3 separate regions of the Homo sapiens genome follow, and regions 1 and 2 are each linked to region 3. Evidence: chromatin contacts called from ENCODE Hi-C or POLR2A ChIA-PET data. All regions are on one chromosome and are shown on one strand. The core of a region is the stretch at or near the end of the contact, and the rest is flanking DNA. Distances in the headings are between cores, read along the strand shown.

The links. Hi-C counts contacts between places; a loop is a spot of excess contacts on that map. ChIA-PET counts read pairs that join two places held with the same protein, here RNA polymerase II (POLR2A). Pooled maps may share reads with other maps.
Region 1: a loop to region 3 is called in a pooled map, with 2.1 times the contacts of the local background. The contact joins two enhancer-like sites. A Hi-C loop is called at or near these places in 1 of 50 pooled maps. POLR2A ChIA-PET finds 5 or more read pairs at or near these places in 6 of 52 experiments (HEK293, HEK293T, MCF 10A and 3 more).
Region 2: a loop to region 3 is called in a pooled map, with 2.2 times the contacts of the local background. The contact joins two enhancer-like sites. A Hi-C loop is called at or near these places in 1 of 50 pooled maps. POLR2A ChIA-PET finds 5 or more read pairs at or near these places in 3 of 52 experiments (MCF 10A, Panc1 and activated T-cell).

The regions. Positions count from the first base shown.
Region 1 is chr17:46,264,906-46,267,605 of GRCh38, forward strand. It overlaps a transcript of LRRC37A not described here and the pseudogene LOC100132570. Among named protein-coding and RNA genes, the nearest start is that of LRRC37A, 29 kb to the right of the region's middle. Within about 2 kb of position 1,411, at least 33 of the 41 ENCODE cell types and tissues checked have a DNase peak (open chromatin) inside an H3K27ac peak, as active enhancers do.
Region 2 is chr17:46,285,606-46,288,305 of GRCh38, forward strand. It overlaps a transcript of LRRC37A not described here and a transcript of ARL17B not described here. Among named protein-coding and RNA genes, the nearest start is that of LRRC37A, 8.2 kb to the right of the region's middle. RefSeq lists an enhancer at 2,559-2,700. Within about 2 kb of position 1,251, at least 4 of the 41 ENCODE cell types and tissues checked have a DNase peak (open chromatin) inside an H3K27ac peak, as active enhancers do.
Region 3 is chr17:46,178,097-46,180,796 of GRCh38, forward strand. All of the region lies in intron 1 of KANSL1 (KAT8 regulatory NSL complex subunit 1), which reads right to left. Among named protein-coding and RNA genes, the nearest start is that of KANSL1, 14 kb to the right of the region's middle. Within about 2 kb of position 1,360, at least 3 of the 41 ENCODE cell types and tissues checked have a DNase peak (open chromatin) inside an H3K27ac peak, as active enhancers do.

The DNA.
Region 1 (2,700 bases), core at 161-2,660, 87 kb after region 3:
GTGGTTGTAACTGAGAAATCTTAAGCCTAGTGAATTTTATTCCACTTGACTTAAATAAAGAGCACGTGAAAGAAGGGGATCTGAGGACATCTATGAACAGGGCCCCGAGGGCATGAACTTACTAGTGTTTATATGACTAGTGTTTATCTGGGCCTGTCTAGTCTGGAGAACCTGACTCTGGTGTACCCAAGCTTTGCAGTGGCTGTAGAGGTTTGCTCTTTTGGAGGGAGAAGATAATTCATTCCTCCAACACCTGAATGAGGGTAGATTAACCCACCTCCTTCAGCTGCAATTTGGCAAATTTCTCTTCTTTGATTTAATGCTCAACGGACAAATTTCCTTTCTTCTTCTTCTTCTTCTTCTTCTTCTTCTTCTTCTTCTTCTTCTTCTTCTTCTTCTTCTTCTTCTTCCTCTTCTTCTTTTTTTCTCCTCTTCTTCTTCTTCTTCTCCTCCTTCTCCTTCTTCTCCTTCTTCTTTTCTCTTCCTTCTCCTCCTCCTTCCTCCTCCTCCTCTTCCTACTCTTCTTCCTCTTCCTCTCCTCCTCCTCTTCCTCCTCCTCTTCCTTCTTCTTCTTCTTTCTTTTTTTTTCGGTTTTGAGACAGGGTCTCCGTCACCCAGGCTGGAGTGCAGTGGCACGATCTCGGCTCACTGCAACCTCCACCTCCTAGGCTCAAGCGATCCTCCCACCTCAGCTTCCCATGTGGCTGGGACCAAGGCGTGAGCTACCATGCCCGGCTAATTTTTGTATTTTTTGTAGAGACAGGGTCTCTCCATGTTGCTCAGGCTGGTCTTGAACTCCTGAGCTCAAGAGATCCTCCTGTCTCAGGCTCCCAAAGTCCTGGGATTACAAGCACGAGCCACCATGCCCGGCCTCAACAGGCAACCTTCTGATTAATAATTAGACCTCTGTGCCGGCCGTCGTGGCTGATGCCTGTAATTCCAGCACTTTGGAAGGCCAAGGCGGGTGGATGGCTTGAGGTCGGGCGTTTGAGACCAGCCTGGCCAACACGGTGAAACCCCGTCTCTGCTAAATATACAAAAATTAGCCTGGCATGGTGGCGTATGCCTGTAATCCCAGCTACTTGGGAGGCTGAGGCACGAGAATCGCTTGAACCCGGGAGGCAGAGGTTACAGTGAGCTGTCATATATAATGAAACAGTTTTACTAAACTTAGGAAGCAGTGACTTGGTGTCTCTAGAAATTGCCTAACATACACATTCCAGGATACATTCTCTGTCATCTGGAATCTCCTCCCTTCCACAAACCCACGCTGTCTTAAGCACTATTTTCCTATTTGTTGTTGACCTAATCTAGAAAAAAGCGGCCATCACTCTTTCTCCCCCACTCAGTCCCTCAGTCCCGAAACACCCTTATTCTCCGCACTTGTCACCCCACCCTCTGCTGCCCCCACCGCAGCGCGCAAACGCACACGAGTTTAAAGTTTAGGCTGTGATGCTATCCTCGCCCGCAGATCACAGGACAGACATTCTCGGGGACAACTTTGCGAGGCCATGTGCTCGTCCCCCTTAGGAAGGAAGAGGGAGAAATCCCTGCGGCTCGGTTTTGTTCCAATGGTCTGCTCAGCGAGTGATTCCCGTTTCCCCAAAGGCTGCCCCTCATTAGCATGAACGGGGACGCGGGTGTGGAGAAGGGGTTAGAGGAGAGAAAGCAAGCAAAAGCCCAGGCTCACTTTTAGAGCCTGGGAACCCTGTCTGCAAAAATGACAGCTAGAGCTTTCTGGCTCCTCTGTTTAATCGTCGGATCATCCCCCGAAGCTCCGGTGGAGAGAAAAAGTAAGATCGGTGTAGTGCGGAGCCCTGGGAGCGGAGCGGGGATCTGGGGAGGGGGCGCCCAGGCCTCAGCCGCCGGCCGACAACCGGGCCACCTTCCGTGAGGCCGCACACGCTCCCACAGGCCCGCGCCTGGCGCAAGCCGAGAACCGCGCGTCGCCGCGCCGCGGGCCCGCGACGGAGGAAGCCCCGAGACGCGCGCGCTCACGGGCCCTACGCTTCCCCGCCGCCCGGCCGCGCGCGCGCGCCGCCGAGGGCCCCGCCGGCCCTGCCCACCCCAACCGGCCGCGCGCCGTTGTGCCGGCCCCCGGCTCGCCGCCCGCGCCGCCGCCGCGCCTCAGCTTCAGATTCGGCCTCAGTCAGCCGCGCAGGGACGCGGAGCCCGGCGCCGAGCTCTGCGCTTGCGCTTGCCGGGCGGGCATGGACGGGCGAGAGGCGTTCTGCAAGCGCGAAATCGGTGAGCCCGGCCGCCGCGCCGCCGCCCCGCGAGCCTTTCCGAGTCCCGGAGAATCCTGCACGCGAGATCCCAGGGCGCCCGACCCATGCGGGCCGTTTCGCTGTTGCTAAAAACCAACGCCCAGGGACTGGGAGAGGAACTGGGGTTCCCAAACTGTTTTTTGGAAGCAGCGATGAACGGGATAGTGCATGACGTGGACGTGCTGGGCGCGGGCATCTGGCTGGTGACCCTGCTGGTGGATCGGGACGGGCTGTACAAGATGAACCGCCTGTACCTCACTCACCCCCGACGTCTTCTTCTTCCGAGTCCACATGTTAGTCCTGGACTCCTCCAGCTGCAATAAACCGTGTCCAGAGTTTAAACCTGGTATTGAAACTGAGCTGAATGACGCTGCATATGTACTTTATACCACCGTTTGTAACGTGGGTGCCACAGCCCGGGCTGTGGGTCGTC
Region 2 (2,700 bases), core at 1-2,500, 110 kb after region 3:
GAGTGAGAGGAAGTTTCTTTAAAAATAAAATGTATAAAGAAGTGAGTCACGTTAGATTATCTGAGTGTTAGATAAGCTGAGGTGGTGTGGGGATATGGTAAAGCTCATGACACTGGTATGTGAAGGACTGAAGTTTGTCAAGCCCTTCACTAGACTAGCTGAGAGTCAGTAAATAATCACTCTAAGATTGGAAACTTGAAATCCTAACATTGGAAACTTGAAATCCTAGAAATGCTTCCAAAATTATGCCAGCTGATTTCATTTTCAAATGCTGCACACAGAGGGGCTCTCATCTGTAAGGAACGGAGCACCCTCTTCAACTCCTCATCATCCTTCTCTGTTAGTGGTGTGAGCACTGTCATGACATCCTCTGTTGACTGGCACTGTGGACAGACATACTCATCAATGAGCTCTGCCTCACTCTGCAAGATGCCAATGCAGCACCCATGGTACCAATTCTGACACCGATCATGGCCAATAAAAAATCTGCAAGATCCGAAATGGAAATGTGAGTTCAAAACAGATGGGATGATGTTACTTATAATAAAGCATGCACCTGAAAATTTGCTAAACCCTGGGATATAAAATAGTTTTAGTATTGTGGTTTTAATACTTTCAAGATCGACATTCCAGTACATTAATTTAGTATTTTTGATGTTAAGAACAAGCAGTAAAAAAATTTATAAGAACACTGTAATTTTGGAGAACCAATTTAAAGATAAATATGAAACATTCAATTGATTTTAAAGCTGAAAACAAGTCACAAATCTTTCAACTAGTACTGTACCATGTGGGAGTTCAAAATCCTATAAGGTAATAACAGAGTCTCAAAGCTTATACCCAAATTAGTGTTTTTCTAACCTATAATAAAGCACCATTTCAAACACTGATAAAGTCCAAACAAGTCAAGCTAGTTTAATCTCATTAATTTCTATGTTACATATTGAAGAATCAAATCTACCATTAAACCACATTTTCCCCAATGTGTCTCAAACATTCACTATGAAGCAAGATAAATTTTGAAGGGTAGGTAAAAAGGGAAAAAGAGAAAAAAAAATGAAAAGGAATTTGTAATGTAAGTGTATAACAAATGTAGAAAAAATCTGCTTTTTATTTTAAAGTAAATAAGTAACCAGTCAGAGCAATTTGGCTTCCTAAATTATTAAATGTGATGCTCTTATTAGAACTCACTGTGACTGCAGGTGTTCTGCAGATACAGTACAATTCCTCACTGCTGCCCTCTTGTGCCCATTTACAATCATTACAGATGTACACATCCATTTTCTTAGCCTCCTTTTCTGCGATGCCAACACATTCTCCATAATAGCAGTTAGTACAAAGATCACAGCCAATATAGAACCTAGAAGTATTCACAACGAAAATGACAATGTAATTGTCGTTTTGAGCTGCATGGTACTTAAATCTGTCTTCCCTGCCTTGCTTCATTTTTTTACAGGATAACTTCCTGCTATGAGTCAGCTAAACATTCCTGAATCCAACCATTCTACCCCTGGCAAACTCCAGTATCTGATGCTCTATCACATGTGCAAACAAAGTCACTCACATGGGTTTCAACAAGTACACTGCTTAGTGAAATATGGGTCTTTAAAAACATACTGGAATTTGAAAAAATAAACCACACACTGATGGTAATGTCTTCCTCTGAATGAATGTGTGCAAAACTGTAACAGGCACAAAAACCAAAGCCAAAGAATCAAAGACTTACACCTGTCAAACCTATTCCACAGAAGCCATTTCAATATCAGGGCTATTTCTTAGATAGGTTTAAAAATGTATCTCACAATTTAAATTTGAAAACAAAGCAAAGCGCAAACACCAAGTAGAAGTTACACTACAAGGACCATGCAGGTCAGCCAGGTGTAGAAGATAAACGGTCAAAATATGCTAAGAAGAAGAAAACTAAGAAAGGTACATAGAGCAATTCAATCTCTACCAGGTTTTCTGAATAAACATTGGAATTTAATCGAATTAAAAATAATTTCTCATAATGGAATATGGCATGGGCCACTTTTTCAGTTAATATAATGTTTGTGACAATGTGGGCAGTGGCCTGGCTAGTTAACGGGTAGGGAACGTGGAAGGAGCTGCTTCAGTTCAACATCGGGGACATGGTATGGGGAAGGATGCAAAGATAGTTATCCAGAATCTGTCTACACTGCTTGGCAGGGTCTACACTGCTTGGCAAGGCGGAGCTGTGTAAGTGTGTGATTGTGGAGTGCACAGTGGCCTCTGTAATAAAAGACGTAATGACAAAAGAAAAAGTAAATGTAACAAACGCTTATACAGTGTGTCTACAAGTGTTGATAGGCACAGTGTAGGAACATCATGTCAAAGTCATAGTGAGAATTACCATGAATCACAGGGAAGCAGGCTGGCTTTGCCGATACCATTGGCACTCCTAGCTCTACCAAGGCATTTCTTGGTAGATTCACCTAGAGGAATGGAAGTCGTCCTCAAGCTTCAAATTGACCTGCTTCATGAATGTGAAGGAATAATACATGGCTATGTAGTTTATCCTGTTACCACTAACTTTTTTCTTTTGTCTCGCTGTATAACCCAGGCTGCAGGGCAGGGGCAGGATCACGGCCCCCTGCAGCCTGGACCTCCCAGGCTCACATGATCCTCCCACCTCAGCCTCCCGAGTAGCTGGGACTACAGATGTGCACCACCAGGCCCGGC
Region 3 (2,700 bases), core at 110-2,609:
TAATATACAGAGCAAAACAATGATTCCTATCCCACTTGACCCCTACAAAATTCAAAAAGCTTCAATCTTTGACAATGTAAAGCAGGGAAAGACTGTCAAATTTAAGCAGTTCTTAGAGAAGCTCAGGGCTAAAGGAAAAAAAAACGAAAAACAAAAAAAGGAAGCAGTTCTACACAAACAGCACAACAGCCTATCTGATAAATCATCTTTCTCCAAAGAATACAAAGCCTTAAAAGCTATAATTAACTGATTAATCCTCATAACAACCTGGGCAGTAGAATTAGGGCTGAGATTATAATTTCTAATTTACCGGTGGGGATAAAGTCAGACTGTACATTCAGAATAAAAATTCAAGCCCCAAATATCCCAATTTTTAGTTCATTCAGTTAGTAAACTATAATCTGACAAATACAGATGGAGCTGCTACACCTGCTGTCACTCACACAAATTGAGATTCTGCAGTAAGCTTGTACAGATAAAAGAAAAGGCTACCTATTCAAGGTCATTTAGCTATAAAAGGTTGGGCTAGATAATCAATAGTTTCTCTCTCAGTTTCAAAGAAGTATTTTAGGGTCTGGAAGATGTTAAATGCACTCAGCAAGCAAATACATTTCGGAAAAACTTCCCAGATGGAGACTCACAACGTATTGCATCATACTGAATATGCAAATGTTTACCTTTACCAAACTTTTTTAACAAGCACCTTTTTCCATTACATCTATTAATATCAAGCAGAAACATCATTGTGAGAAATACAAGTTGGGATAAAGTTCAAATATGTGACCTCTAGGGTCCCTTCCTATGTTAATTCTATTATTCTAAATTGCACCATCGGTCCAAGGACAAACTTCTACCTAACACAAGTGGCACTTGGGAAGCAAAAATATACTTCTAGGATAGAGTTTCTCAACCTAACCACTAACTGACATCTCACGATGAGTAATCTATCACAGGGGGCTATCCTGGCAGTAGCATGTTTAGCAACATCTCTGTTTTCCACCCACTAGATGCTAGTAGTGCCCTTCTGAAAATTATGACAATCAAAAATGTCTCCAGACATGTCAAATATGGGAGCTGGGGGGTTCAACATCACACCTCCCAACAGAGAACCATATCCTAAAGATTATACACACACATATATATACTCTTTCAAAAGCAAAACGTATCCAGCTGCTTCAAATACTGTAAGTCAGAACTAACTCCACACCCACAAATGAAAACCTCATTTATTCCCAGTCAATTTCCAAGACAAGACTCCAGATACACAAGAATAACCTGGAAGCATCCACCTTGCAAAAATATTTAGCTGCAGAGAACAAAGGGGAAGGAATAGGTCATCCAGGTGGCCAACAAGTATTACAACCACACTTGCACTGAAAGCAAAAGCAAAAATCAGATGGGGAAGAAAAGTTTGCCCATAATGTGGCTTCTACTAACCTCTTCCTTCACCATTACCTCATTTCTCTACACAAAGGACGGAAAGAAACAGCAGGAAGGATGATTAGGGAAGTGTCCATGAAGTTGCCGCAATTTTAGCTGAGACTTGAAAATTAGCTAAAATGTCATTATGCAAAAGGCTAGGACAAGAGAATGGTAATGTGGCATTCTAGTGAGAGGAAATGGCATAAGAAAAGGCAACGCTGTGTGGGAAAAGGCGACATTCTGAAGGTTAAAAGAAATGAACAATTTGGGCCGGGCGCAGTGACTCATGCCTATAATCCCAGGACTTTGGGAGGCTGAGGCGGGTAGATCACCTGAGATCAGGAGACCAGCCTGGCCAACATGGCGAAACCCCATCTCTACTAAAATTACCAAAAATTAGCCGGGTGTGGAGGCGCGCACCTGTACTCCCAGCTACTTGGAAGACTGAGACAGGATAATTGCTTGAACCCAGGAGGCAGAGGTTGCAGTGAGCTGAGATCGGGCCACTGCACTCCAGCTTGGGTAACAAGAGCGAGACTCCATCTTAAAAAAAAAAAAAAATTAACAATTTGCTTAAAACACAAAGCATATTTTAATAGAGGAAATAGTAGAATGAAGGTGGAAAGGCAGTTTGAAGCCAGATCCTTAACGGACAGCCTTTAATAGCCTTAATTCAGACTTAAAGACAGTAGAGGGGCCAGGCACAGTGGCTCACGCCTGCAATCCCCGCACTTTGGGAGGCTGAGGCGGGTGGATCACCTGAGGTCAGGAGTTTGAAACCAGCCTGGCCAACGTGGTGAAAACCCGCCTCTAATAAAAATACAAAAAAATCAGCTGGGTGTGGTGGCGGGCACCTGTAATCCCAGCTGCTCGGGAAGCTGTGGTAGGAGAATCGCTGAAACCTGAGCGGCAGAGGTTGCAGTGAGCCGAGATCGCACCATTGCACTCCAGCCTGGGTGACAAAAGTGAGACTCCATCTCAAAAAAAGAAATAAATAATAAAAATAAAAATAAAAAATTTAGCCGGGCATGATGGCAGGTGCCTGTAGTCCCAGCTACTAGGGAGGCTGAGGCATGAGAATCACTTGAACCCAGGAGGCAGAGGCTGCAATGAGCTAAGATTGAGCCACTGCATTTCAGCCAGGGCGACAAAGAGAGGCTCTGTCTCAAAAACAAAAACAAACAAACAAAGACAGCAGAGGCCAGGTGCAGCGGCTCAGACATGTAATCCCAGCACTCTGGGAGGCCAAGGCAAAAGGATTGCTTGAGGCCAGGAGTT